5 separate regions of the Homo sapiens genome follow, and regions 2, 3, 4 and 5 are each linked to region 1. The links are chromatin contacts, found by Hi-C or POLR2A ChIA-PET in ENCODE. All regions are on one chromosome and are shown on one strand. The core of a region is the stretch at or near the end of the contact, and the rest is flanking DNA. Distances in the headings are between cores, read along the strand shown. Region 1 holds the start of MCL1 (MCL1 apoptosis regulator, BCL2 family member). Region 2 holds the start of VPS45 (vacuolar protein sorting 45 homolog). Region 3 holds the start of PLEKHO1 (pleckstrin homology domain containing O1). Region 4 holds the start of CIART (circadian associated repressor of transcription). Region 5 holds the start of PRPF3 (pre-mRNA processing factor 3).

The links. A loop is a pair of places that touch in the nucleus more often than their neighbours do. ChIA-PET counts read pairs that join two places held with the same protein, here RNA polymerase II (POLR2A). Pooled maps may share reads with other maps.
Region 2: a pooled map shows a loop between it and region 1 (13-fold over the local background). The contact joins the promoter of VPS45 here to the promoter of MCL1 in region 1. A Hi-C loop is called at or near these places in 5 of 50 pooled maps. POLR2A ChIA-PET finds 5 or more read pairs at or near these places in 2 of 52 experiments (CD4-positive, alpha-beta T cell and naive thymus-derived CD4-positive, alpha-beta T cell).
Region 3: a map with no recorded cell type shows a loop between it and region 1 (4-fold over the local background). The contact joins the promoter of PLEKHO1 here to the promoter of MCL1 in region 1. A Hi-C loop is called at or near these places in 1 of 168 maps with a recorded cell type or tissue (sigmoid colon), 1 of 37 single-sample maps with no recorded cell type and 9 of 50 pooled maps. POLR2A ChIA-PET finds 5 or more read pairs at or near these places in 2 of 52 experiments (A673 and activated CD4-positive, alpha-beta T cell).
Region 4: a pooled map shows a loop between it and region 1 (4-fold over the local background). The contact joins the promoter of CIART here to the promoter of MCL1 in region 1. A Hi-C loop is called at or near these places in 1 of 168 maps with a recorded cell type or tissue (gastrocnemius medialis) and 8 of 50 pooled maps. POLR2A ChIA-PET finds 5 or more read pairs at or near these places in 3 of 52 experiments (PC-9, WTC11 and activated CD4-positive, alpha-beta T cell).
Region 5: a loop to region 1 is called in a pooled map, with 7 times the contacts of the local background. The contact joins the promoter of PRPF3 here to the promoter of MCL1 in region 1. A Hi-C loop is called at or near these places in 10 of 50 pooled maps. POLR2A ChIA-PET finds 5 or more read pairs at or near these places in 5 of 52 experiments (BJ, HCT116, HepG2 and 2 more).

The regions. Positions count from the first base shown.
Region 1 is chr1:150,577,094-150,582,684 of GRCh38, reverse strand. MCL1 (MCL1 apoptosis regulator, BCL2 family member) reads left to right here and starts at 3,075. Exons shown (of 3, transcript NM_021960.5): 1 at 3,075-3,842; 2 at 4,194-4,441; 3 at 5,194-5,591. The coding sequence starts at 3,155. The coding sequence ends at 5,310. It overlaps LOC107985203 (a long non-coding RNA gene), which reads right to left and starts at 2,855. Exons shown (of 3, transcript NR_186818.1): 1 at 2,466-2,855. RefSeq lists silencers at 2,765-3,104, 3,175-3,304 and enhancers at 2,878-3,172, 3,221-3,938, 3,939-4,657, 3,618-4,817.
Region 2 is chr1:150,063,854-150,069,444 of GRCh38, reverse strand. It overlaps VPS45 (vacuolar protein sorting 45 homolog), which reads right to left and starts at 1,669. Exons shown (of 15, transcript NM_007259.5): 1 at 1,495-1,669; 2 at 681-815. The coding sequence starts at 1,587. It also overlaps a transcript of OTUD7B not described here. RefSeq lists an enhancer at 1,713-2,042 and a silencer at 2,253-2,492.
Region 3 is chr1:150,147,839-150,153,429 of GRCh38, reverse strand. PLEKHO1 (pleckstrin homology domain containing O1) reads right to left here and starts at 3,514. Exons shown (of 6, transcript NM_016274.6): 1 at 3,143-3,514; 2 at 2,372-2,518. The coding sequence starts at 3,172. RefSeq lists silencers at 3,207-3,286, 3,427-3,886 and an enhancer at 3,074-3,574.
Region 4 is chr1:150,280,083-150,285,673 of GRCh38, reverse strand. It overlaps CIART (circadian associated repressor of transcription), which reads right to left and starts at 3,120. Exons shown (of 5, transcript NM_144697.4): 1 at 2,041-3,120; 2 at 1,794-1,869; 3 at 1,170-1,248; 4 at 966-1,077. The coding sequence starts at 2,406. It overlaps LOC124904414, which reads left to right and starts at 3,492. Exons shown (of 2, transcript XM_047438213.1): 1 at 3,492-4,013. The coding sequence starts at 3,658. C1orf54 (chromosome 1 open reading frame 54) reads right to left here. Exons shown (of 6, transcript NM_024579.4): 6 at 4,758-4,839. RefSeq lists enhancers at 2,438-3,379, 3,736-3,815, 2,854-4,054, 4,136-4,245, 5,082-5,376.
Region 5 is chr1:150,318,454-150,324,044 of GRCh38, reverse strand. PRPF3 (pre-mRNA processing factor 3) reads right to left here and starts at 2,512. Exons shown (of 16, transcript NM_004698.4): 1 at 2,453-2,512. RefSeq lists enhancers at 2,414-2,463, 2,654-2,703, 2,833-3,398.

The DNA of each region.
Region 1 (5,591 bases), core at 1,826-4,325:
AAAGCATGAGAGCAAAGCTACCTCCTCCATAACACTTTCCTCTAGCTCTCTCAGCCCAAAGTGAATTTCCCAACCTCTTAACTCCAAAATGAAGTTGTTAATGCCTTGTGTAGAGCATACATTCCATCTCACATTATGGTTAGTTGCTGTACAAGATTAGACATTCCTTAAATAGAGAAACTATTTCTTATTCACTATAACCACAAAATGCTCTATCCTTGCCACTCATACTATAAACCCCTATGGTTCTAGGTCCTGCCCAAAACATAAATGGGTGGTATGGACGCCGTATCACCTTACTAAACTGTGACATTTTGGGGATTAGGAACTTTTGGCCAAGAGGGAGACTCACGCCTATAATTCCAACACTTTATTTATTTATTTATTTTTGAGATGGCGTTTCGCTCTTGTTGTCCAGGCTGGAGTGCAATGGCGCACTCTCAGCTCACCGCAACCTCCGCCTCCCAGGTTCAAGCGATTCTCCCGCCTCAGCCTTCCAAGTAGCTGGGATTACAGGCACGTGCCACCACGGCCCGGCTAATTTTGTATTTTTAGTAGAGATGGAGTTTCTCCATGTTGGTTGGGCTGGTCTCAAACTCCTGACCTCAGATGATTCGCCCGCCTTGGCCTCCCAAAGTGCTGGGATTGCAGGTGTGAGCCACTGCGCCAGGCCTCATTATTATTATTATTTTTTTTGAGACCAAGTCTTGCTCTGTTGCCCAGGCTGGAGTGCAGTGGCACTATCTTGGCTCACCGCAACCTCCGTCTCTTGGGTTCAAGCAGTTCTCCTGTCTCAGCCTCCAGAGTAGCTGGTATTACAGATGCGCACCACCACACCCATCTAATTTTTGTGTTTTTAGTAGAGACAGGGTTTCGCCATGTTTCCCAGGCTGGTCTCAAACTCCTGGGCTCAAGCGATCCACCCACCTCAGCCTCCCAAAGTGCTGGGATTATTGGCATGAGGCACAGAGCCCGGTCTGTAATCCCAACACTTTGGGAGGCCAAGGTAGGAGGATCACCTGAGTCCAGGAGTTCAAGACCGGCCTGGGCAAAATAGTGATACCCCATCTCTACAAGAAATAAAAAAATTAGCCAAGTATAGGGGCATGCACCTGTGTTCCTCGCTACTCGCGAGGCTGTGGTGGGAGGATCACTTCAGCCCAGGAGGTTGAGGCAGCAATGAGCACTGATGGTGCCACTGCACTCCAGCCTGGGTGACAGGGCAAGACCTCATCTCAAAAAAATAAATAAAAAGTGAGCTTGCTCACCTTTCCTATGTCTCTCAGCACCTTGCTTTTGAATTTTAGCTATTATTTTTACAGATCTTTTAACAAAAAGGCTGCTTTAATTAACGTTAACTAACATACATGGCATATAAGAAGATCCTTGTTCTCAAGGGCTTTACAAACCTCTAGAGTCAAATGTGCCTTATTATCAGTACAAAAATAAATGGTGTCAGCTGGGTGCAGTGACTCACACCTGTAATCCCAGCACTTTAAGAGGCTGAGGCAGGTGGATCACCTGAGGCCAGGAGTTTGAGACCAGCCTGGCCAACATGGTGAAACCACATTGTCAGGCCTCTGAGCCCAAGCCAAGCCATCGCATCCCCTGTGACTTGCACGTATACATCCAGATGGCCTGAAGTAACTGAAGATCCACAAAAGAAGTAAAAATAGCCTTAACTGATGACATTCCACCATTGTGATTTGTTTCTGCCCCACCCGAACTGATCAATGTACTTTGTAATCTCCCCCACCCTTAAGAAGGTTCTTTGTAATTCTCCCCACCCTTGAGAATGTACTTTGTGAGATCCACCCCTGCCCACAAAACATTGCTCTCAACTTCACCACCTATCCCAAAACCTGTAAGAACTAATGATAATCCATCACCCTTTGCTGACTCTCTTTTCGGACTCAGCCCGCCTGCACCCAGGTGAAATAAACAGCCATGTTGCTCACACAAAGCCTGTTTGGTGGTGTCTTCACACAGACGCGCATGAAACACATCTCTACTAAAAATACAATAATCAGCTGGGCGAGGTGGCTCACAGCTGTAATCTCAGCACTTTGGGAGGCCGAGACAGGCAGGTCACTTGAGGCCATGAGTTCGAGACCAGCCTGGCCAACATCGTGAAAACCCCATCTCTACCAAAAATACAAAAACTAGCCAGATGTGGTGGCGCACGCCTGTAATCCCAGCTACTCGGGAGGCTGAGGTACCGAATCGTCTGAACGTGGGAAGTGGAGCTTGTAGTGAGCCGAGATCGCCCCACTGCACTCCAGCCTGGGCAACAGAGCTAGACTGTCTCAAAACAAACAAAAAATGGTGTCAAGACTCTCAGACGAGATTCTAATGGATTAAGGCCTATATGTAAATAGCACCAAAGACTATGGAACAGAGATGGGAGAAGCAAGCAGGGAGGCAGGAATAGTTTAGCTGTGGCAGTTTTAGCTTAGTCCACTTACATAAATGGTTCTTTAGGGTAGCACGTGGAGCATCCTCATTTCCAAACATTGGACTGAGAGTAGAGAGCTGTGCAAAATAACCACAAGTCCCCAACTATGCCCTCTTAATTATCCCTATCATCTAAGACTGTTGTTCCCATCCATCACTGAACTTCCCCGTCCTCTTCCTTCAACCCCTGTGTTAGTCAATGGTTGAAATTTTGATTTGGTAAAAAACCTCTGGCGAAAACCAGCAAAAAGGGCTCACAAATCAGGTCTCAGGGAAGCACAGAGGTAGCCACGAGAAGGCCCGAGGTGCTCATGGAAAGAGCTCGAGCCCAGGAGCTCTGGGAGGACCCCAGGCGCTCGGAGCCGCCGTTACGTAACCGGCACTCAGAGCCTCCGAAGACCGGAAGGCCCCGCTCAGGCCCCGGCTCAGGCCCCGGCCCCGGCCCCGGCCCCGGCCCCGCCCCGGCCCGGCCGGGCAGCTGGTAGGTGCCGTGCGCAACCCTCCGGAAGCTGCCGCCCCTTTCCCCTTTTATGGGAATACTTTTTTTAAAAAAAAAGAGTTCGCTGGCGCCACCCCGTAGGACTGGCCGCCCTAAAACCGTGATAAAGGAGCTGCTCGCCACTTCTCACTTCCGCTTCCTTCCAGTAAGGAGTCGGGGTCTTCCCCAGTTTTCTCAGCCAGGCGGCGGCGGCGACTGGCAATGTTTGGCCTCAAAAGAAACGCGGTAATCGGACTCAACCTCTACTGTGGGGGGGCCGGCTTGGGGGCCGGCAGCGGCGGCGCCACCCGCCCGGGAGGGCGACTTTTGGCTACGGAGAAGGAGGCCTCGGCCCGGCGAGAGATAGGGGGAGGGGAGGCCGGCGCGGTGATTGGCGGAAGCGCCGGCGCAAGCCCCCCGTCCACCCTCACGCCAGACTCCCGGAGGGTCGCGCGGCCGCCGCCCATTGGCGCCGAGGTCCCCGACGTCACCGCGACCCCCGCGAGGCTGCTTTTCTTCGCGCCCACCCGCCGCGCGGCGCCGCTTGAGGAGATGGAAGCCCCGGCCGCTGACGCCATCATGTCGCCCGAAGAGGAGCTGGACGGGTACGAGCCGGAGCCTCTCGGGAAGCGGCCGGCTGTCCTGCCGCTGCTGGAGTTGGTCGGGGAATCTGGTAATAACACCAGTACGGACGGGTCACTACCCTCGACGCCGCCGCCAGCAGAGGAGGAGGAGGACGAGTTGTACCGGCAGTCGCTGGAGATTATCTCTCGGTACCTTCGGGAGCAGGCCACCGGCGCCAAGGACACAAAGCCAATGGGCAGGTCTGGGGCCACCAGCAGGAAGGCGCTGGAGACCTTACGACGGGTTGGGGATGGCGTGCAGCGCAACCACGAGACGGCCTTCCAAGGTAAGGGGGTTCATTAATCGCCAAGGCCTCACTCCCTTTTTTCCATCTCTCCCCGGACTCACCCGCCAAGGGTGGGTTGGAAACCGAAACGAGTCAGTGTTGAAACGTGTCTCATCCTATTCCTGAAGCCAGAATATTCTGGCCATGAGTCATTGTTTCCGCCCATCTTGATTCTTTTGGAAATGGCAGCTCTTGTTCAAAGACCGGAAAGGGTGGGATGTCAATTTCAAGTGGGGTCAACCTGAGTTCTGTAAATCCCAGTAGCGATTTTCCCGCCGCGGGTGGGCAGGCGAATCTTGCGCCGGTTTAGACAAAGGAGGCCGTGAGGACCTGCATGCTTTTCTTTCTCAGGCATGCTTCGGAAACTGGACATCAAAAACGAAGACGATGTGAAATCGTTGTCTCGAGTGATGATCCATGTTTTCAGCGACGGCGTAACAAACTGGGGCAGGATTGTGACTCTCATTTCTTTTGGTGCCTTTGTGGCTAAACACTTGAAGACCATAAACCAAGAAAGCTGCATCGAACCATTAGCAGAAAGTATCACAGACGTTCTCGTAAGGACAAAACGGGACTGGCTAGTTAAACAAAGAGGCTGGGTAAGTTTGCCTTAAGGATGAAAGGGGCCTTGGAGTGGAAGTAGAATGAAGGATTTTTTTTAGAGAGGTGGGGATATCTAAAGGTTTTTATGACGCACGGCTGTTTGCAGGCTCTAACTAAAGGACCATTGTTTATTTGATGTTGATTTAAGTAGTGGATCCTTAGAGATAGTGGTATGGCGGTCTTGAATTGTATCAAAAATCTTGGTTTTCTCTAGGCAATTTTTTGTTCCAATTCAGTTGAATACTCTTCAGTGGATTCAAACCATGAAAAAATAAGTCACCAGGGGAGGATAGCTGAAATAATTCCTAAGGCGGTGCCTGTTTTAATGGAGAAGATATGGGGTGGAGCCTGCGTTTTAAACAAACCCAGATCTGATGCAGGATGTACTTAACTACGTTGAGAAAAACTGATCTGCGCAATTGAGGCGTTACTGAAATATTAGGTGGTGGAGATTTGAGAATAAGGGTTTTCGTCTTTTACCTCATGGGAACTCTGGAAGTCCTTTTGTTAGGATAAATCCTAATAAGACCAAGATAGTACTGTAAAATGAAGTTTAATTATCATGGGTCCCCGCTTAAGAAACTGAAGAACTTATTTTCTTTTTTTGCCCCGGGGTGAATAATAATTGGTTTACTATTGCTTTAGGGGGAAACCTTAGATATTTTAATTTACCTTCTCTCTGGATAGTAGTGTTGTAAGAGAGCAGAAACCCATACTTGAAAATGTGCTTTTCTTTTTTGTTTTCTAGGATGGGTTTGTGGAGTTCTTCCATGTAGAGGACCTAGAAGGTGGCATCAGGAATGTGCTGCTGGCTTTTGCAGGTGTTGCTGGAGTAGGAGCTGGTTTGGCATATCTAATAAGATAGCCTTACTGTAAGTGCAATAGTTGACTTTTAACCAACCACCACCACCACCAAAACCAGTTTATGCAGTTGGACTCCAAGCTGTAACTTCCTAGAGTTGCACCCTAGCAACCTAGCCAGAAAAGCAAGTGGCAAGAGGATTATGGCTAACAAGAATAAATACATGGGAAGAGTGCTCCCCATTGATTGAAGAGTCACTGTCTGAAAGAAGCAAAGTTCAGTTTCAGCAACAAACAAACTTTGTTTGGGAAGCTATGGAGGAGGACTTTTAGATTTAGTGAAGA
Region 2 (5,591 bases), core at 420-2,919, 510 kb after region 1:
TTAAAATAGCAAAGGCTTTTTAAAGGAGAGACTCAAGCTAGATTTAGAAGATGATGGATAAAAAGTGACAAATGGCCAAAGAACTTTTAATCAGTGCAAGAAAAAAAAAACAAGGAACAGGAATGAGCATGTAGAATTGCTCATTCCAACAGTAGCCTAGCTGGCTATAGAGGAGAAGCAGACCTAGGACATAGGAAGGCTGGATACACATGGGCAGATCAAACCAACAAAGTAGGGCTTTAATGGCTGGGCTAAATATAGATTTAATCATGGAAGTAACATCAAGCCACCACAGGTTCCTGAGCATAAATGTGAATAAAGTGGCAAAGATTCAAGACACTCATAGCTGTATATAAAATTAAGTGTTGATGGTGTTCAATGTGACAGATACGGAGGTTAATCCAGGAATAAAGTAATGTGGGTCTCCGTTAAGAGTAGTTCATTAGTGGCAATGGGAATGGCTGTGAACCTAAAAAACATCTTGAAGGAAGAACTGGCTGTAAGGGGTCAACTGAAATATGGAAACAAAACAAGAAAAATGAAGGTTATAACACTGATGAACCAGGATAATTATGATGCCACAAATTATGATAATACAAATTTATTTTGCCTTCTTAATGCTTTCAGATCAGAGTGTTCTGCATCTGCCTGGGCAGATGGAAGCTCAGTTTATGCAGTACCTTTGTAGGTCGAAGAAAACAAATTGCCTTCAGGTGTTTCATGATCTCTCGATTTTGAGAATCAATGCGTTCAAAGAGGTACACTTCCTTCTGTAGAATCTCCGATTGTGTGTATACCATACTCACTATGCCAGTCTGTAAAAACAAAAGATTAACTAAAAGTATGCTAGTCTAGAATAATAAAAACAAGTAGCACATCTAACCCTCTTTTTTCATTAATACTTAGCTGGATAACTTAAATAGTAATATACGGAAAACATTTACTGAACATCCAAACAGGTAGGTAACATACGAGAATGAAAAATACGCTCTATCCTTTCAGCTGAAGCTTCAAGATTAAAAACAAAAAACATGGTCTCTTTGAACAGGAACAATCCATAAGTTTCCAAAAATATTTTTTTCTATCACCTTAAAGAGTTTTGTTTTCTGGTCTGTGGCCAACAAATAATCTGTCATTTCAGCTTGAGCTCCAACAGCTTTACTTTAAAAACACAATGTTGAGTGGAAACAGTAGGCCCATCCCAAAGCCTTCCAAGTGCTCTGACATATTAATGATTTCTTGGCGGGGACATTTAGAAAAGGATTTCTGATTCCAATAAATTGTTCCGGGTAGAAGTAGTCTCTAGGCAGTGGCTGGAGCCATGTAGACTGAAAACCCACCGGGCAAGCTTTATATAAACAACTTTTCAATTCCACACAAACCGACCCTCATTTTCGTATGTTTAATTAAATGCTAAGTCCTACAGTGGAATGGGACGAGCAATTGTAAGGTTGAGAGGGTTCCTTCACAAATGCTGAGCAAAAGCAAACTCACCGTCTCTTTATCCATGAGAAGTACTTTCATACCAGGCCCGCTGTCCTCTATCATTTTGGAAATGTACTGCTTCACAGCAAAAACCACGTTCATGGCGGCGAATTGACAAGTACCCTACAGCCCTTCCCGCCCCCTTTTCTGGCTAAATTAACCCCCAGTCTGTTGGCCGGGTCTCAGCTGCTTCCTCCCAGCCGGGATTCGGCTTCCGGGAGTCCGGGCAGCCACGGTGCTGGGAGTTGTAGTTCCGCTGGAGTGTACAGGGGACCAAGCCTACCCCGGGGATGGAAAAATCCGGCTGAGACGGCCTGGGCCGCTGCCACGCGCGGGCGTTATTCTCCACCCACCTGCGGCCTGAAGATGCCTGAGGCCCGGACTCTCAGACCCCTATTGCCCTTTGGTGCTGGAGGCCCAGCGGCAGCCTGAAGCCCAAGAGAGTGGAGCCTCGCGAAATGAGGAACCTGGCACAAGGTTTGCTTGGAAGCAGGAACGACGGAGTGTGGCTACGTGCCCTATTTGCCATTAACGCTTTCTTGCATGGCAGTGAGAGATGAGGGCAAGGGAGGTGGCATAATGCTCCCGGCCGCTTGGGACTCGGAGAGACGGCATTTAATAAATCACACGCGGTATTTGCGAAACAGTGGTCGAGATTCGTCTTCCCGGGTTCATTGCGTCATTAATAGGCGGGAACAGTGCCCCTGTGTTGAGGCTGCAGAGGCCCTAATTGGTTTTCCCAAGACAGAGGGGCATATGAGATTGAACAAATATTTGTTGAATGAATGAACAAAGGGAACGCCTTTTAGGGATGTTTCTGGGGGAAAGGCCTGAGGTTCTCCAGGAGGGTCTGCAGCTAGGGTCGGCCGTGGGGGCTCGCAGCCCGCGGGACCACCGGACCTGCAAGCGTCCCCCTGCCCCGCCCCCGCCTCGGCGCTCTGAGCAATTGGACTCTGCCAGCTCTAACTCCGGCGGGACTCTGAAACTCAGGCAAGAGCCGAGGTGACTGGGTCCTTTGAAATGGGTAGGGGACACGTATCCGGTAGAACTAAAACTAGCGTGGGGATTTGAAGCCAAAACTCTCAAGTTTTTACTGAATCTTAAAACCATCAACTTCCAAATGTCTGCATTTGTCTTTACACCACACAGGTCTCCCCTCTATCATGGCATTTGTCGAAAAGGAGGGTAGATGTTTGTTTTTCGCACCTTTACTTTGGGGAATTGTAAAATCAGGAAGATAATAAGAAACAATTGTTAGAAATCAGTAACTAAAAATGCTTATGAATATTTCCACCAAAATAATGACCAGTGTTTGTGAGGTCAATAGATTCAGGATTACCAAATAAATTCTTTCATTATATTTTAAGAAGTACACAGTTAAAATAGACCAATAGCACTTTAACATTAATCAGCTTAAGATTATGCAATATTATATATAATTCTCAAATCCCTTAAGGGAGATCAGAAACTACTGAAATATAAGAGATTTTTGTCACCTCTGAAATTGTGAAGAATATGTTTTTTTTCTTTCAGCTTTTCTACCAAGTAAATAAAGCTTCCCTTTAGGCATTTTACTAATTTTTAGATGTGTTTTGAAAGAAAAGTCTTAAGTTATATATTAAAGTGAAAATGTGAATCTTTAAATGGATACAAGAAATGTTATATGAACATTCCATTCTTATCAATTTAAATGTTCGTATCTTACAGAAAACATGGAAACAACGCTAATGAAAATCCTGTAAATCCTGTAAATTACTGATATTTGAAAATTCACTGCCAATCTCCTATGTCACTTGGTTTTTATTTTTCTTACCTATAATTTAGATTGCAGTATAGAAGATTTTTCCCCATTTTCTGTGCTTTTTTAAGAAAGAAGGAGATAAAGACTTGTCTATGAAATTCGTGCCTTTTTAAACAATAGTCAGTCTGTAAGCAATAGATGGAAAGAATCTTTATCCTTTTGATGATTTATACTTGGGCACATAACTTTTTGAGGGACGAGGAAAATACCTACTTGACACTTACTAACTCATTCCATTTCACATAAAATTTCATTGATGTCAGTGGCAGTGATATTTTATACATTGAGCGATAAGATATGGAACATAAACATTTTGAACAAAATAATTATTACATATTTAAAGGGTGCTGTGATGGTCCTGAAGTTAGACAGCATCCTTCCTTCCTGAAGAAAACCACACAAGCCATTTTAAATGTCTCCAAATTAAGAACTTCTTTTGTATCCCCATACCTCTAAAAATAGAACTGAAACCAATGATAAAATCCAAGCTCTTGCTTTGTGACTCATCCAGGATAAACCCAGTTACTTGTTTTGTTGCAGGCAAGTGACAGCAAATCCAGAATATGAAGTGCCTACTTATTTTTAATTTAGGGTATAAGTAAACTATAATAACAAGAAATATTTTCAATAGTAAAGACATTAAATTTAAAAAATAAATCATGACATCCTTCAAATATGAATGACTACATTAACTTAAAATCTTCAACTTGAAAAATTTGTTTTCACTGGGTCCAAGAAATCAGTGCTTTAAGGATAGAAAACAGGAAGTCAAAAAATGCAGTATTGGTCAGGCACGTGGCTTACTCCTGTAATCCCAACACTTTGGAAGGCCAAGGCGAGGCCAATCGTTTGAGTCCAGAAGTTCAAGACCAGCTTAGACAATATGATGAAACTCTGTCTGTACAAAAAAATACAAAAAATTAGTTGGGCATGGTGGCCAGCGCCTCCAGTCCCAGCTACTTGGGAGGCTGAGATGGGAGGATCACCTGAGCCCAGGAGGTTGAGGTTACAGTGTGCCACTGCACTGCAGCCTGGGTGACAGAGTGAGACCTGTCTCCAAAAAAAAAAGCACTATTTACATTTGTACATTTTATTTAGGCTTGTAAATATGTAAGTTAAATAATCAGGAATGATTATCTAAATAATTAAATGTACTTCAGCTTTCTCCATGTATACTATTTAGAGGTTTAACTGCCCATTTTGTGTTTAATCAAAATCATGATTTTCCCCCACCAGAGCTCAAGGCTTCAACACAAAACAAAGAATATGTAAATAAGCTTCAGCATAATTATAATAACAATATGGCCAACTCAGTTATTTTAGATTATTAATTCTCTATTTACTATAATCCTTGTTGCTTCATGTTAACACTTCTCTCATAAGCCATGGATAGGAAGGAAGTAAAGATGAAATTCAATGAAACTGAAGTTAATTAGATTTCCTACTTGATAACAATTGAAAAAAATATTTGCATAAAGAATGGCAGTATTGGCCAGGCACAGTGGTTCATGCCTGTAATCCTAGCACTTTGGGAGGCTAAGTCAGGAGGATTGCTTGAGCCCAGGAATTTGAGACCAACCTGGGCAACATAGCTAAACCTTGTCTCTACACAAAATTTAAAAATTAGCTAGGTGTAGCGGGTACATCTGTGGTCCCAGCTACTTGAGAAGCGTGCGGTAGGATTGCTTGAGCCCTGGAAATCGAGGCTGCAGTGAGCCATGTTCATGCCACTGCACTCCAGGCAACAGAGTGAGACTCTGCCAGAAAGAAAAGAAAAGAAAAAAGAGAAGAGAAGAGAAGAGAGAAAAGAAGAAAGAAAGAGAAAGAAAGAAAGGATTACTTGTGTCATACAACTAGTATTTGTGCAGTGTTCTTAATTTCTCTAACCATTTCTTCATCAGATAAATGGTAATAACGTAACCTACCTCATGAATTTGTGAGAATTAAATGAAATAATGTGCAAAAAAGTATTTTACACAGTGCCTGGTGCATAGTAAATGCTCAATAAATATCAGCTTCGATTATTAGAAATCAAAAGGTAAACATGTTTTAGCTTATTTTTCACTTATGGTTATATGTATTTCCCATTGACAAGAAAATTTAAACATAGAATCAATTTCAGAAAATGTCATCCATAGCTTCTAAATATAATTTCCATTAAGACTTGATCTTGTATTACTATACAATAATAGAAATACTAATGGGAAGATTTGACCTGCTCCATCATAATTTGTAAAACATGCAATTTTTATGAAGAAAAAACTTAGGAAAAATATGCTTCAAGTGATTTCAGAGGCTTAGTGTC
Region 3 (5,591 bases), core at 2,265-4,764, 430 kb after region 1:
ATCACTTGAAGCCAGGAATTTGAGACCAGCCTGGGAAACATAGTGAGACCCCATGTCTACAAAAAATAAAAAAAATTAGCTGGGTGTGGTGGTGCATGCCTGTAGTCCCAGCTACTCCGGAGGCTGAGGTGGGAGGATTGCTTAAGCCCGGGAGGTCAAGGCAGCAGTGAGCTACGATTGTGACACTGCACTCCAGCGTGGGCGACAGAGTGAGACCCTGTCTCTAAAAAACAAAACAAAACAGAACACCGTGTCTTGATTCTATTGGCCCTGGAGCTTTTCACAAGTGGGCAAAATAAAGCCCAGAGTACTCTGTCAATTTCACTTTTTAACCAGGCCCACTGTAGCATTGAAACTGGCTCTAAAAAAGCACAGTATCAATATGCCTAGTCCCTCTTTCCTGTGCCCTTCCCAGCAGGAGACAGCTGGCTCCATGACCAGTCAGATGGTCCTGACTCATAGGACACCAGATATCCTAGGCTGAGGTCATTCCATCCTTTCCTCTGTCTCTGTACCTAAAAGCAAGGATCAACTACGCTTTTGCCCCCAGACTCTGCTCTTTGGGCAAATACAAACAAGCAATGGATGTCTTATTCCTCTTACCCTTTCACTATTATGTTTTTCTCTTTGATGTGTAGGAAGTTCTCCCTGATTCGTAACTAGAGTTTCCTGCAATTAAGAAGTTCGGGGAAGACAGGAGATACACTTTGACACTTGTTTTTTTTTTTTTTTTTTTTTTTTAATTTAGAAAGCCAGAAAATTGTGGAGAAAACTTTCTGGAGGATTTGTGATTGGGCAGAGGTAACTCTTAAAAATAAATCCTCCTGGCCAGGCACGGTTGGCTCACACCTGTAATCCCAGCACTTTGGGAGGCTGAGGCGGGTGGTTCACTTGAGGCCAGGAGTTTTGAGAGCAGCCTGGTCAACAACGCGAAACACTGTCTCTACAAAAAATACAAAAACTAGCCAGACATGGTGGCACCCACCTGTAGTCCCAGCTACTCCAAGGATGAGGTGGGAGGATCACTTGAGCCTGGGAGGTGGAAGCTGAAGTGAGCTGTGATTGAGCCACTGCATTCCTGCCTGGATGACAGACCAAGAAAAGTGCCCTCACCTCACTCCTAAGACTTTCCATCACCAACTTGCTAGTTTTGTGTAAACAGCTAGGTTTCAATACCCTTAAGAGGGATCTCTTTGGCTGTGGCACAGCTTAGTTCTTCCCTAGATGCCTCAGTAGATGTTCTTTTAGATGAGTACTTTGTCTCAGGGTGTGTGTGTGTATGTTTCAATACCATAAAAGGTTTTATTTACCTAAATATAATCTACTGAATAAGGATGTCTACTGCAGAAAGCAGAAGAGGTTAGAACTCAGGGAGGACTTCCCAGTTAGCCCTGGGTGAGGGAACACAGAATACCTCCCGTGAGGGCGGGAGGAAGGGCCACTCTAACCGGTACACAGGACAGTCTTCCAGGCTATACTGACTGCCTTTGGACAGTCACAGAGGCAGGGAATGGAATGACTTCTAACCACTGTAGGGGCAATTCTGATTTCTCCACATTAGTACACGTTATTGATCCCAAGACTTAGGGAAAAAAGGGAGATGGGTCTGGATTCAATTATCATAGCTCAGGTCTTGACACAGTGTAGACTGTGGTTTTCATGGTTAACTACACAGCCAAAGCTATCCAAAGACATACAGGGGTTCTTAACTCCATTTCTCTCCCTTCTGATACAAATGGAGGGGTGGGCAGGAAGTGGGTAGAAAATGGGTTCCTTGCCTTTTTTAAATGGGGTGGGGGTGGGGAACAGAGAGCATACTGGTTAGGGACACTGGCTTCAACGAAAATAACTGCCACTCACACACCCGAGGTCACAGGGGCCTGACGGCGGGGTGCGTGTTTTCTGTGATTCAGGGCGGATGCGCCACGGACAGGACCTGTGCACGCTCCTGCCACAGACAGGAAAGGGGAGGCTGGCTGGGTTAAGGTGGGGGGACAGGAAGGGGTGGCGAATAGGCTAAACTGTTTCAGCAGAAATAGAAAAGAAATCCTATATGCAGGAGGCCAGGTTAGGGTGGGAGGCAGCAAGGGACACTTAGAACTTCTGGGGCATCTTGGGAGGGGCTTATCGTTGTTAGAAAGGTATTTGCAAACAAAAAAACACTGAGTAAGCGGCCAACTCAACTTCTAATTCTCACTCTGGTCTTCTCATTAAAGGGTGGCCTTTCTCTGCAGATGAGATGGGGGTAGAGAGGAGACCACTGAACTTGCCTTTGGAACAAAACGGGGGTGGAGTAAGCTAGGCGAGCCCTTGGGGAGTGACAAAGTGGGGGCTATGAGAAAACGGAGAGTTAGAGGCAAGAGGCACCCACCTCCTTCTCAGAGATGTAGAGCTGGTCCCCTTTCAGCACCACATAGCGGTTTTTCCAAATCTCCCTGAAAATCCCTTTCCCGCAGAATTTCCGGACCCAGCCGACCTTCTCGGGCGGTGCAGGCTGCTGGTTTCCATCCTGAGGTCCCTGCCCCAGGACAAGATGAGAAGCGGGCGGTTAGGAGATTCCAGCCGGCGCTTCCTCTCCGTCCGTCTCTCACGACCGCCTCGGCGGCCCAGTCTCCTCCGAAGGCTGCGGCCGGGGGGCGGGGGGCCGCCCCAGGTTCGCTCCCACTTCGGAAAGGTTTTCACTCCGAGGAACTCCCCCCGCTCCCCTCCCCCGCTCCCGAATAAACAACCGGGGCTGCAAGTGGCAGGGGCGCCGGCCGGGCGCGGAGAGGCTCCCAGGTTCCCTCCAGGCCCTGCGCCCCCGCCGCCCCGTCCTCGCCGCGCGGGGACTAACGGCGTTTCTCTGGTTTTCTCTCCCATTGTCTCCTCGCCACGGCGGAGCGCGAGGCAAACGCTCGCCCGGCGCCCGGGGGCGGGGGAGGTGCGGGTCGTGGGGAAACTCAGCCAAGTTGAAGCCCCCCGAGGCGAGTAAACAAACAAAAGCCCCCGCGGGCGCCTGGCGGGGCCGAGGCCGAGGGGACCGGGCCGCCGGGGCGGGGGCGCGGCCGGGCCGTGGGTCTCCCAGGCCGCCGCGGCGCCGACGGAGCGGGGGTCGTCAGAGCGCGGAGGCGGCGGCGGCCGCAGGGCGGGCAAGCGCACTCACCCGCTTGGCGGAATTGTTCTTCTTCATCATTCCCAGCGGGCGCGGGCGCGGGGCGGCGAGCCGAGGGGCGGCCCCGCGTCGGGGCCTCGGCGGCACCGCGGGGGCTCCTTCCCCGCGGGAGGGCGTCGGAGCTGCCCCGGCGCCGCCGCTCCTCCCTCGCGCCCTCCCGCTCCCGGACTCTCCCCTTCTTTGTAGCTCCGGTTTCACTCAAGGCCGGCCTCCCTCGCATTCGCACTCGCACACACACGCACGCCCGCTCCCCGCCCCTTGGCGCCCTCCATCCCGGCGCCCACGCGGCCCGGGTCCCCGAGCGCACCCCCGCCACCCGCCCGCCCGGCCCAGCGCGGCCGCTCCCCCGGCCCGGTGCGCTGTGGGCGGCCCAGTCCGCACCCCGCAGCTCCATCCGCGGGCCGCTGACGTTGCGAGTTCAGAATAAAGGGCGAATCGCGGAGCCGCAGCTCGGGCGCTCCCCCCGCCCCCCCGCCTTTGTTTCTGACTCACGGAGGGGGAAGAAGGCGGCTTCGAAGCGGCTGGAGACCGCTCCCCAGGGGGCAGGGACCCTCGCTCCGGCGGCGGCTCGGGCGACACGCGGAGCCCGAGAGACCCGGCCGCCGGCCGCCCCGGGGCCCAGTGGGCGGGCGCGGTGGATAATGGAGAGACGTGCGGATTCGTGAAGACTGGAGATCGCCAGCCTCTACAGCATCGCCTTACCCGACCAAAAACAAAAACGAGAGCGGGAACCGGGAGGGCGCGCCACCCACAACCCGCATCAGGAATTCACGCTCCTAGGTGCTAGGGTGGCCTGGGCAGGTCAGATGCTGGGGGAAAGTTTTATGCTCCGGAGGGGATCGACGTGTTGGGGGATGGGGTGGGACAGAAGTTGCTATTAATACACGTTTCTTCCAGCGTACAATGCCTCAGGCCTTATTGTAGCTTCAGGAGAATAATCCTAAGGATGAGGCGGATTTTATGATCTCCATCTCACAGGGAGAAAACGGAGACTCAGAATAGCTGAGGGATTTGCAGACACAGTGTCGATGCTGGCTTTTCAGACACAGTGTCAATGCTGGCAGGAATAGAACTCTGTCTCCAAACCATTATCCTTTCTACCAAGTGGCTTTCAATATAAGTTCCAGGTGAGGCTTAAACTTCCTGCCACCTGGGTATCTTTTCCCGCTATACTGATAGGTAAAAACCCCACCCTCTCTACAGCGCTGGAGCCCAGTGGAGGGAAGGGCTGAACGCCCAGAGAATGCCCTGACTAGAGAAGCCTCTGCTGATCCCTCCTACAGCAGATCTGCCTCAGAGCCTCCAGGACACATCTTAGTAACTTCATGTCTTTTTAATATATATACGTGTGATGGAAAAGGGGAGTGAGAAACCCCGCGCTTGGGTACTGGTTTCATCACCACTCTGGGCTTTGGTCAAGTCACTGAATTTCTTTAGGCCCGCGTCCCTCCACGTATTAAGTGGTGAGGGATGAACTGCCATTTTTATCAACAAGGAAAGCTAGGGGAAGATATGAGATGACCTCTGAGAGTCCTTTGAAGATATGTGTTGTCTTCCAGGGCTAATTTTGAAATCATAATAAGCTAATAAACACATTGCCTGGCATATGGCAAGCATGCAGTAACCACAAAATGAATAAAAATCCCTGGCACTGAGGAGCAGGGAAAAGGAAAAATCATTTTTCCAGAGATGTCTCAAGATAAAAGTGTTGGCTAGATTTGTGGTTTGAATAGTGGAGGCTCTTTTGACTTTTTCTGGTGTCTGTCAAATGAAGGAGGGGCTCCCTCTCTTTTCCAGTTCCACCTTTCCTCCTAATCCAATGATATTCCTCTCAACTTCTTTCCATTCACCATACCAATTAATTCCACGATTTTAGACTGACACAGAACTTTATCCTTTCAAAATGCTCTTATATGTCATTTCTTTACACTTTTAATGCCACCTTGTAAGGTATATAGAGTATTAATATTTCCATTTGGAAAATGAGGAAACAGGGCATGCCAGATAAACTGACTTGCCCAAGTTTATACATCAAGTTACTGGCTAAATGGATTAGAATCCAGGCTTCCTGACTGCAGTCTCCTCTTCAGATTTTGTAACCCCCTCCCATGGGCATGAGTGTGCACACACCACGTTCCCCAAACCATCTTGTCCCCTTTCCACCGTCTCTATTTTCTAACCCCCTGTTTAAAGAGCGATGAAAAAATAATGAGCAAATCCAGGGTGTCTTCATATGTGAGGATGCAAAATGTCCAAATGTACTGGTGAGCAAATAGCCTGCACGATTTTTTGAGGGCTTGCTGGACAAACACACAGGAGTGGTTTAGAGTTATCATTTAAATAGATTCTGATTTATGGGAAAAAAGTAATTCATCATTTGCCCCATCTTCCTCCTTTCCCAGTAGTTTCTATCAGTCAACAAATATTGGGCTGCGTGTGG
Region 4 (5,591 bases), core at 1,871-4,370, 300 kb after region 1:
CACAGCAATAATAACCATGGCTGATTGAAAATTAGGACTGGTGATTATCTACAGGAGACTCTCCTTCTCCGTCATTTGAATGCCCTCTACATACCCTATTATTTGAGGACAGAAAATAGGTCACTTTTTTTTTTTTTTAGATGGAGTTTCGCTCTTGTCTCCCAGGCTGGAGTGCAATGGCACGATCTCGGCTCACCGCAACCTCTGCCTCCCGGGTTCGAGCAATTCTCCTGCCTCAGCCTCCCGAGTAGCTGAGACTACAGGCGTGCGCCACCATGCCTGGCAAATTTTTGTATTTTTAGTAAAGACGGGGTTTCACCATCTTGGCCAGGCTGGTCTCGAACTCCTGACCTCATGATCCACCCGCCTTGGCCTCTCAAAGTGCTGGGATTACAGGTGTGAGCCACCGCTCCCGGCTGAAAATAGGTCACTTCTATACCAGGTCTAAGAATCTATCAACACTGCTGCTATTGGTGCCCCCCTCCCCTACTTCCAGTGAGGTACCTCTTATGACCAGTCCTTGAAACCCAGTGTAGACTCAAAAACTGTCAAAGGGTTTGGCACAAGGATACGTGGGCAGAAATGAAAAGAAGGAGAAGGGAAGGGTTTGGGGGCAGTAGGGAAAAAAGAGTTTGCAGAGAGAAGCTGAGGTGTATTCCCGCATGAATCATTTGGCCAGGTAAAAAGCCTTTTGTATCTACGCAGAAAGCAGATAAGCTGTGGCATGAGGGATAGGATTAAACTTCATGGAGTTCCTCCCAGTGATTCAAACAAAACAACAACAACAACAACAACAACAAAACATGTAGGAATCAAGACAATGCAGAAAGTTTAGGAATTTCCTTCCCTGAAAAGAAACTTGAAGAAAAGACTCAAAAGAAAATGGCAAAAGGGGCCATTTCTGCATGCACATTTCATTTTCTTGGCTATTTTCCCACCTCTTCCTCGTGTTCTTAAGTTCTTACCTTGGTCAGCTGATGCTTGCCACCACCCAATGATGACTTCTGGGCAGCTATTTGTGGAAACCAAGTCTTTAACATCCCTTCTACCTGTAGCAAGGTTCCTAGGTAACGTTCCCTGTGAAAATGACGTTGCTTTAAAAAACCAGCAACAGGATTGGAGAAATCTCCTTTTTATGAAGACCCAAGCAAAGAACCAGCGGGACTTACCCCATCTGTGGCTTCTGCAAAACACCTACAATACGCTGGATCCTGTCCATTGCCACACTCTGCTGAAAACTGCTTAATCCTGGGGACAGGGACAGAGAGAGATTAAGGATTGAGATTCAAGCATGTAGTCAGGTAAAGGAAGAACAGAAGGGGGTTAAAATTGATTGATCTAAAAAAATTAAGTCGGGCCAGGCAAGGTGGCTTACGCCTGTAATCCCAGCACTTTGGGAGGCTGAGGTGGGTGGATCACCTGAGGTCAGGAGTTTGAGACCAGCCTGGCCAACATAGCGAAACCCCATCTCTACTAAAAATAACAAAAATTAGCTGGGCATGGTGGTGGGCGCCTGTAATCCCAGCGACTGGGGAGGCTGAGGCAGGAGAATCGCTTGAACCCAGGAGGTGGAAGTTGCAGTGAGCCGAGATCGCGCCATTGCACTCCAGCCTGGGCAACAAGAGCAAAACTCCGTCTCAAAATAATAATAATAATAATAATAATAATAAAGTCATAGTAGCAAAAAAGGAGTAATATAGGCCCCAAACAAGAACTTCAGAGAAATACACGTCAAAAGAGGGAAAGAGAAAGAGAAATGAACCTAGCCCAAATGAATGCAACAATAAGATTACCTCTCTCAAAACGACCCATCTTCAGCCCATTGAGTAGGTCTGTGAGAGGAGGTATAAATCCTTGGAGTTCTTTACACTGTAGGAAAATAGGACAAAGGCTGTAAGAAGACAAAAAACTGCCCACACCAGCAGTGGCTCTTCCTTCACCTCCAAATCTGGGAGTCAATACTGTCCTCACAGGGTCCTTATCAACCAGCTGGGTGCTAAGGCACTCCAGGAGAATCTCCTTTCACCTGCTTTCTCTTACCTTCTGGGCAAACAGCAGGTCTCCCTCTGTGGTACAACCTTGGGTGTTTAGACTGGTCTCCAGTTCACCATCTCTTGATCTTTTCGCCCCAGATCCTGCCATAGGAGAAGCCGAACCCCGCTGTTTCGGATGAGATGGTGTATGCTGGTTACCGGAAACCTTCGATCGATGCCTGCAGCGGATAGGACCCGGGCTGGGCCGTGAACCTCCCCTCTGCCCAACAGTGTCTGGCCTGGGCCCATGGGCCCCCTTGTCCTCCCTCTCACTATCAGAGGGGAAGCCAAAGTCACTGTTCACTGGGGAGGTGGGAAAAGACGAAGAGAGAGAGTAGGAGGAATAGGAAGAAACGCTAGATGGAGAATCCATAGGTCCAGAAGCAGGGGCTATAGAACAGCTCCTGGAGTACCCAAAGATCGGAACCTGCAACTGAAGAGCAAAGCGAGGGAGTTTGAAACCAGAGTTTAAGGATTAGGAAATGAACTGGGAGATTGGGGTGTACTGCGTGGGATAATACTTGTTCTCCCCCTCCCCAATATTACCGGTCTCAAACACAATAGAAAAAGACATTTCTACCCCCACCCCCGCCCATTAAGAGCTTGGGATTCCCTCTCTGGCCGCCGCAGAGCAGCTCTCGGTCTGACGCGGCCTCCGTTCTTTTCTTCCCTCAGTTCAGAGTAAATACCGACTTGAAAGACACCTTCCCCTCCGCCCGTTGTTCGCCAGGGCTATTCGCCAGCCTGAGTCCGCAGCAAGCCTCTCCACCTGAGGCCATGCCACCCACAAGCAGTCAATCTGGGCACGCGAACCCACCTGGTGATCCTACGGGAACCGCCCCCATAGAGACTGGCCTCCTGCCCTCTCCCAATCTTTCAAGATCAGGATCCCTGCGCCGGTCTCTCTGGGCTCGCACCTGCCACGTGATGCAAACCCTCCCAATACCAAGATCTGCATTCAGCCCCCAAATCCACTCCCAAATACTCCCTAACAGCTCGCTTTGTCCTCCGAATCTCCTTACCTGTTGTCAGCCGGCTCAGCCCTGGCTCGGTTTCCAGCTCCTTCGCCGTCTCTCCGGGTCTATCTACCCACCTCCGCCTCTCTCAGTGGGCCCCGCCCCTTCCCCCCCCTCCCAGACACGTGCGGCCCGGCACGTGCCTCCCCCTGCTTACACAGATCTCGCGCCCTCATTGGTTGTGTCGCCGGTAACACGTGACTCTAGTTACTGAAGTCCATAGCCCATTTGCTACAGTACAAAGGGGCTCAGCCAGTAGAGAGGCAGCCAGGTGATGATTGGCTGTAAGGGAAGCATTCCGTGCTCCTCCCCTACATGCGGCTGCTGGAGAGGACCCGGTGATGAGAAAAGGAGGAGGATGGAAAAAGAGTGGAAAAGAAGGGAGGGGAGGAAAAGGGCGGAGCCCGTGGCCTTAAATAGGATGGTGATGCGCCAGAGATGCGCGGTTTGAGTGTTCAGAGATTGGTTGTGCTACTGAAGGCGGCGGACGTGGGACCCCCGGTTCCGTCTCGGGAAGTAACTCATCTGCCCCCTCTTTGAACACCTCCGCTCACGAGCGCAGCACGTGGAAACCGTCAGTGATTTGTGTCTGCAACGTGTGTGAGAGAATGGAGGTGTGTGACACGGTATATTCTCCTGCTCTCGGCGGCCCAGCCCTCGTGACTCTCCGGTCTCTGTTTCACCTCCCCCACCCCTTTCTCCTCCAAGTTGGGTGCCTCCTGCCCTGCTGGGTGAGGAGGGTGGGGATTGCAACCGAGAACACCGCGTCCTTTCTGGCTCCCGCTGGGGCGGCTCCTCCATCCCTTTTCTTACATAACCTACCACGCACGTTACCAGCTCAGATGCCAGCCCGCCACGACGCTAGAGGTCAAAACGAAACTCAGTTTTTCCTGACTTTTTTATCCAGGCTTCTCGGGCCCGGCGTCCTAAATTATCTGATTCCAAGCACGGGGAACAGAATGGGGTAGGTCCCTGATCTCCTAGGTTATGGTTTTGTCCAGCTTCAGTCCCTTCATTTGTCCGCTGGAGAAGATTCGAAAGACTTTGAAGGAGGGGAGGGAGGCAAGTCCAGAGTTTAGAGAGTCTCAGAAGTAACTGGGACGTTACTATTGTCGTTGCGCCTTGCATTTTGAGAGTACAATGGAGAGGAGAGCAGGGCCCAAGGACTGTGAGCTGGTTGAAGATAGGACGTCGGAGAGACCGCAAGGGGGCAGCCCAATTCTAATTAGGGTCCCGAGGATAGCGAATTAAAAAAAAATTTAAGTGAGTTTGTCCCTGCCATAATTACCAACTGCAAAAGGCACATTGTTGGACAGAGGTGTGGGTAGGGGTGGGTAGGTGTGAATATTTTAAGTCTATTCTAAGTAGTTTTTGATATTTTACCTTATGTTTTAACAATGTGCTTATTCTTATAAAAAGAAAAAAAGATTCTAAAACCTCAACCTCGTTTCCCCAAGCACACTGTTTCAACACCATACTTAATAAAATAAAACAAGAGAATTACCAATATGGACTGTGAATAAACCTGTTGTCTGTGGGTGCCCTTCTCCAGTCTTCTCCAAACTGCAGGTTTATTCAGTCCATAATGCCCTCTAATTCAATTGTCACCCACCTCCCCTTCCAATCTACGCTTGCTGCCTCTAAATCCTGGCGCTCTCTTTAGTTGTGACTTTAGAACAGACTCATGAAGGAGTAGATGGTAACCAGATTATTTCACTTATTATTTATTTTATCTTCCAATTTCCTCTTGCCAGACTCCCATCCAAAGAGTCATAGCAGCCTTCTTCCACCTAAAAAAGCAGAGAAAGAAAGAAAATAAAAGGAGTCAGGAGACCCGAGAAACCCCTTCATGCCCCCCACACTCTATGGAAACTCCCCAGATATTCTGAGCTGGGATTGCTCTGTGATAGCTCCTGGGAAAGATGTGTGTGTACCCCTCTCCTCCACAGTCCTTTCACCTCCTGCTGAATCTCTCTATGATCAATGGTTATTTAGCATCCCAATTTAAAAATTCTTTTCCTATAATACGGCTTTCTCTTCCCTTCTCTCCCACCGCCCTGCCATACATCAGAGAACCGCCATCCGTTCTGCCTCTGAACTTTGCCTCTTGACTCTACCAGGTTGTAAGACCCACCCACTTTGCCCTCTGGCATTCGCCATGACTTGAAACGTGGCCAGGCTGGAACTAGCTTTGATTGTTCAGACATTTTGGAAGCTTGGAGAAGTATTCCCCCAACCCCATCATCTATCTGCTCTAGGAGATCCTGAAGTCCTCTTAGTTCAGAAAAAGTAATGACTCATCACAAAAGTCTGCCTCAGCATCTCCTAAACTTCTTTAAGACTGAATAAGAAGATTTTTCTAAATGTGATCCCTCTTCTTTCATTTTACTTGTTATTTTTTGAGACAGTCTCACTGTGTTGCCCAGTGGCAACAGTACAGTGGCCAGATCATGGCTCACTGCAGCCTCCAATTCTTGGGCTTAAGGGATCCTTCCACCCCATCCCCCCCAATAGCTGGGACTGCAGGCCTGTGCTACCACAC
Region 5 (5,591 bases), core at 1,263-3,762, 260 kb after region 1:
CACTTTGGGAGGCTGAGGCAGGTGGATCACGAGGTCAGGAGTTCAAGACCAGCCTGGCCAAGATGGTGAAACCCCATCTCTACTAAAAACTACAAAAAAATTTAGCTGGGCATGGTGGCAGGCGCCTGTAATCCCAGCTACTCGGGAGGCTGAGACAAGAGAATCACTTGAACCCAGGCAGCAGAGGTTGCAGTGAGCCAAGATCGCGCCACTGCACTCCAGCCTGGGCAACAGAGTAAGACTCCGTCTCAAAAAAAAAAAAAAAGAATGTTCTGTCACATTTCTCTGTGGTCATATTCATCCCAGTGGGAATTCTGCATACAGGTAATTATCATGTTCAATCTACAGGGTCTCCATCAGCTGACTTGATGATCCTTCAGCTCAGAAAAGAATACCCTCATTTTTATTTTGAGACAGAGTCTCACTCCGTCGCCCAGGCTGGAGTGCAGTGGCGTAATCTTGGTTCACTGCAACCTCCATCTCCTGGGTTCACTTGATTCTCCTGCCTCAGCCTCCCAAGTAGCTGGGACTACAGGCATGCACCACCACGCCTGGCCAATTTCGTAGTTTTAATAAAGACACGGTTTCACCATATCGGCCAGGTAATGCCTTACCTCAAGTGATCTGCCCACCTTGACCTCCGAAAGTTCTGGGATTACAGGCGTGACCCACTGCACCTGTCTCTACTAAAAATACAAAAATTAGCCAGGTGAGGTGGTGGGCACCTGTAATCCCAGCTACTTATGAGGCAGAGGCAGGAAAATCACTTGAACCCAGGAGGCGGAGGTTGCGGTGAGCCAAAATCATGTGCACTCCAGCCTGAGCGACAGAGTGAAACTGTGTCTCCAAAAAAAAAAAAAAAAAAAAAAAAGCCAGGTGCGGTGGCTCACGCCTGTAATCCCAACACTTTGGGAGGCCAAGGCGGGTGGATTATCTGACGTCAGGAGTTCGAGACCAGCCTGGCCAACATGGTGAAACCGCATCCCTATTAAAAATACAAATATTAGCTGGGCGTGGTGACCTGCACCTGTAATCCCAGCTACTCTGGAGGCTGAGACAGGAGAATCCCTTGAACATGGAAGGCGGAGGTTGCAGTGAGCCGAGATCGCACCACTGCACTCCAGCCTGGGCGACAGAGCAAGACTCCGTCCCGGGGAAAAAAAAAAAAGGTGTCTAAATGGGAGTCAATAAATTGACTGACCTCAATTTCCAAGCTCAGCTATTCCCAGCAGTGCCACTTATCAAAGATCTGGGAATCATCTTTCAAGATGTTTTAAGACATCTTTTCTCCAAAAAATCCAGTCTGATTAACTTCTACATTCTTGGTAAGTTTAGCCTCTATACTAGAGTCTATAAGACTTGATGCCAAATAGACTCACTTTTGGTATATCCAAAGGAAGCTAGTAGATTGAAGTGATGAAACTAAGACTGAAAGATTTTCTGCCTCAGTGACAAGTTACGTGAGTAATTCTATGGTGGTTCTATTACCCCACAATGAGTAGACATACAGCGTACCAATTTCTACATATTACACATGTATTGCACAAAAGCGGCATATCCAGATGCCATAGAAAGTGAAAACAAGAGTTCACACAGAAACAGTTGGGACACTGAGCCCCACCATTTACAAGCCCTTGGGCAAGTTAAGTAATTCTTTGGAGCCACAGTTTACCATCTTACAAAATGAGTACTGCCATATTTACATCCTAATTCATTCAATAAATATTTATTGAGTAACTACTAAGTGTCAAGCAATGTACTAGGTGCGGTGGATACATAAAACAGTGAGCAAAACTAACAAGAGTCCTCACCTTAACGGGTCTTATATTCCACTAGAATTGAATGATAGGCTAGAAAGTATAAGCAATTTGAAAGCCCAAAGCAATAAATGAGGTGCCACTGTTACCTCCATAAGATGACGTGCAAACTAAACAGCCAATGGATAAAAAAGTTTCAAACGGTAATTAGCCTTGTCACTAATCAAATGCTCAACAATAACTGCGAGGTGCGGGGGTAGTGGGGGTGCGGAAGGAAAGCGAGGTACAATGATCTCTCCTCTCAATGAGCAGGCAGCAGAATCCAAATCCAGTCTTCAGAAGGAATTCCTTACTCCGTGCTCTTGTTTGCTACAACCTGAGTTTCCCTCTGCAGCCCCCCACTCCCCCGCTAATCTTCATTTTTACTCTCTCCGTCACTCCAACCAGTCTCTTACTCTACCTTGTTCTACCTAAACTCCTCACCCCAGAGCTGGTCTCCCAACCCGGTCTCCTTCCCGCCCCCGCCCTTTTCCTCTCAACAATCTCATTCCAACCTCTTCTCCCACCAAACCAGGTACTCCTTTCACACTCCTTCCCGCTGAACCCTCCCGCTTCGGTCCTCCCCTTGGACTGAGTCCCCGGCCACAGTGGCGCGGACTGGAATTACCCTCTGTGGGCCCGGGGCCACTACTCACCTCACAAACTTCAGCCCCTGAGACGGAGCCCGAACGTTACACCGGAACCGGAAACCTTCTGACCGCCCTACGGCGTGCCGTCGCTACCGCCACCGCCGCCGCCACGCCGCTGTCTCCCAACACGTGACCAAGGAGGGCCGGGCCGCCAATTCGCGCAGCCGTATTTGCCACTTTCTTGGAGGCTGAACGCATGCGTCGCAGAACCGAAAAGTTTCCCTGAGCAATTTCCTTGCTTTCTATTTCCCAGGCTAAACCTATTAGCTAGATTTCTGCCAAGGTTTTTTTTTTAGCTTTTTTTTTGAGACGGAGTCTCGCTCTGTCGCCCAGGTTGGAGTGCAGTGACGCGATCTCGGCTCACTGCGAGCTCCGCCTCCCGGGTTCACGCCATTCTCCTGCCTCAGCCTCCCGAGTAGCTGGGACTACAGGCGCCCGCCACCACGCCCGGCTGATTTTTTGTATTTTTAGTAGAGCCGGGGTTTCACCGTGTTAGCCAGGATGGTCTCGATCTCCTGGCCTCGTGATCCGCCCGCCTCAGCCTTCCAAAGTGCTGGGATTACAGGCGTGAGCCACCGCGCCCGGCCGATTTCTGCCAAGTTAATGTCTTTAACTTCCTGAAGCGGAAATTGGGCTACTTGCTGTTTTCCTCATATGGAGAATAAGTGCGCAAAAGTAAACTTAGGCTAGAATGAAGAGCGAGGCTTCTGCGTTTGTGTTCAAACACAGCCTTTCTGGTAGAAAGTAAACCCTTTCTCCCTAATTTAACAGTGGTGTCAGGCCGGGCGCCGTGGCTCACGCCTGTAATCCCAGCACTTTGGGCTCAATAAATGACAAGTGAGACCTACCAGTATTGTTTTCTCCATTCTATCAATAGGTCTATATATTAACTTCTCTCCAAAATGAGGCTCTAACCTACTGACCCTTTATTTTTTATTTTTATTTTTTATTTTTTGAGACGGAGTCTCGCTCTGTCGTCAGGCTGGAGTGCATTCGGCTCACTGAAACTTCCGCCTCCCGAGTAGATGGGACTACAGGCGCGCGACCACCACGTCCAGCTAACTTTTGTATTTTTAGTAGAGACGGGGTTTCACCATGTTGGCCAGGATGGTCTCCATCTCTTGACCGCGTGATCCGCCCACCTCGGCCTCCCAAAGTGCTGGGATTACAGGGTTGAACCACCGCGCCCGGCCCCTACTGACTCTTTAAATCGATGATTCATAACAACATGTGTGTGGACAAAGATAGTTTGGAAAAAGATTGTCCAGTATTATGACACAATTTCTTATATGAGAAATGGAAAAAATTCCATTATTTTTATATTATAAACTATCCAAACTAAAGTTCCAAAATGTCTTCTTGGTGGTAGGCTGACTAGAAGATGCAGTTGTTCTTCAGGGAGGTTATTCACATTCCCCAGATAGTAGGAGATTTTTGTATCTAAAGATAACAATGTACATACCAAGCCCCACCTTCCCTGATGGGGCAGCACGACATAACAGGATAAAGCCTGGCTCTGAAGGAACAAGTTGGGGGAGTTTGAACCTACTGCTCAACTTATTCACAAATCAGTTTCCCCACCTACAGCTTCTAACACCAATGTCTCACAAAATATTCACTCAAAAAGTCTGTTGAATGGGTTAATGAGTTTCAACATTGCAGGGTTGTTGTAAATTTATTTTGTTTTGGTGCTTCTAACAGTCTGCGTTCAATTCCCTATGGAGAAATGTGTTTCTAGAAACTGGTTTTAGGCCAGGTGTGGTGGCTTACGCCTGTAATCCCAACACTTTGGGAGGTCGAGGCGGGTGGATCACTTGAGGTCAGGAGTTTGAGACCAGTCTGCCGACATGGTGAAACCCCATCCCTACTAAAAAAAATGCAAAAATTAGCTGGGTGTGGTGGTGGGCACCTGTAATCCCAGCTACTCAGGAGGCCGAGGCAGGAGAATTGCTTGAACCCGGGAGGTGGAGGTTGCAGTGAGCCAAGATCGCGCCACTGCACTGCAGCCTGGGCGACAGAGGGAGACTCCATCTCGACAAAACAAAACTGATTTTATTTCCAATTTTTAGAATTGGATACATTTAAACTGTAGCTTTCCGGTTACTAGCTGTGTTTCCTTCAGGTAATTTTTTCTGAGATTGTTTCCTCAATTATAGAATAAGAATCTCTACTTCAAAAAGGTATCGTGAGGATTAAATGTAATGTGTAAGACACAGTGTGGTACTGGCGTAAGAACAGGCAGGTAAACCAACAAAAGAGAATAGAGGGTCGGGCGCGGTGGCTTACGCCTGTAATCCCAGCACTTTGGGAGGCCGAGGTGGGCAGATCACGAGGCCAAGAGATCGAGACCATGCTAGCCAACATGGTGAAACCCCGTCTCTACTAAAAATACAAAAATCAGCTGGGCGTGGTGGCACGCGCCTGTAGTCCCAGCTACTCCGGAGGCTGAGGCAGGAGAATCACTTGAACCCGGGAGGTGGAGGTTGCAGCCAGCCGAGATTGCACCACTGCGTTCCAGCCTGGTGTCAGAACGAGACTCTGTCTCAAAAAAAAAAAAAAAAAAAAGGAAGAATAGAGAGCCCAGAATAAACACTCACATATATGGTCAGCTGTATTTTTTTTCTTTTTCTTTTTTGAGATGGAGTTTCGCTCTCATTGGCCAGGCTGGAGTACAATGGCGCGATCTCGGCTCACCGCAACCTCCGCCTCCCAGGTTCAAGCAATTCTCCTGCCTCAGCCTCTGGAGTAGCTGGGATTACAGGCAAGCGCCACCACGCCAGGCTAATTTTGTATTTTTTTTCTTCTTTGTTTTGAGACGAGTCTCGCTCTGTTGCCCAGGCTGGAGTGCAGTGGCACAGTCTCAGCTCACTGAAACCTCCGCCTCCTGGGTTCAAGCAATTCTTCTGCCTCAGCCTCCTGAGTAGCTGGGACTACAGGTGTGTGCCACCACGCCCGGCTAATTTTTTGTGGTTTTAGTAGAGACGGGGTTTCACCGTGTTAGCCACGATGGTCTAGATCTCCTGACCTCGTGATCTGCCCGCCTCGGCCTCCCAAAGCGCTGGGATTACAGGCGTGAGCCACTGCACCCGGCCTCATTTTGTATTTTTAGTAGAGACGGGGTATCTCCATGTTAGTCAGGCTCGTC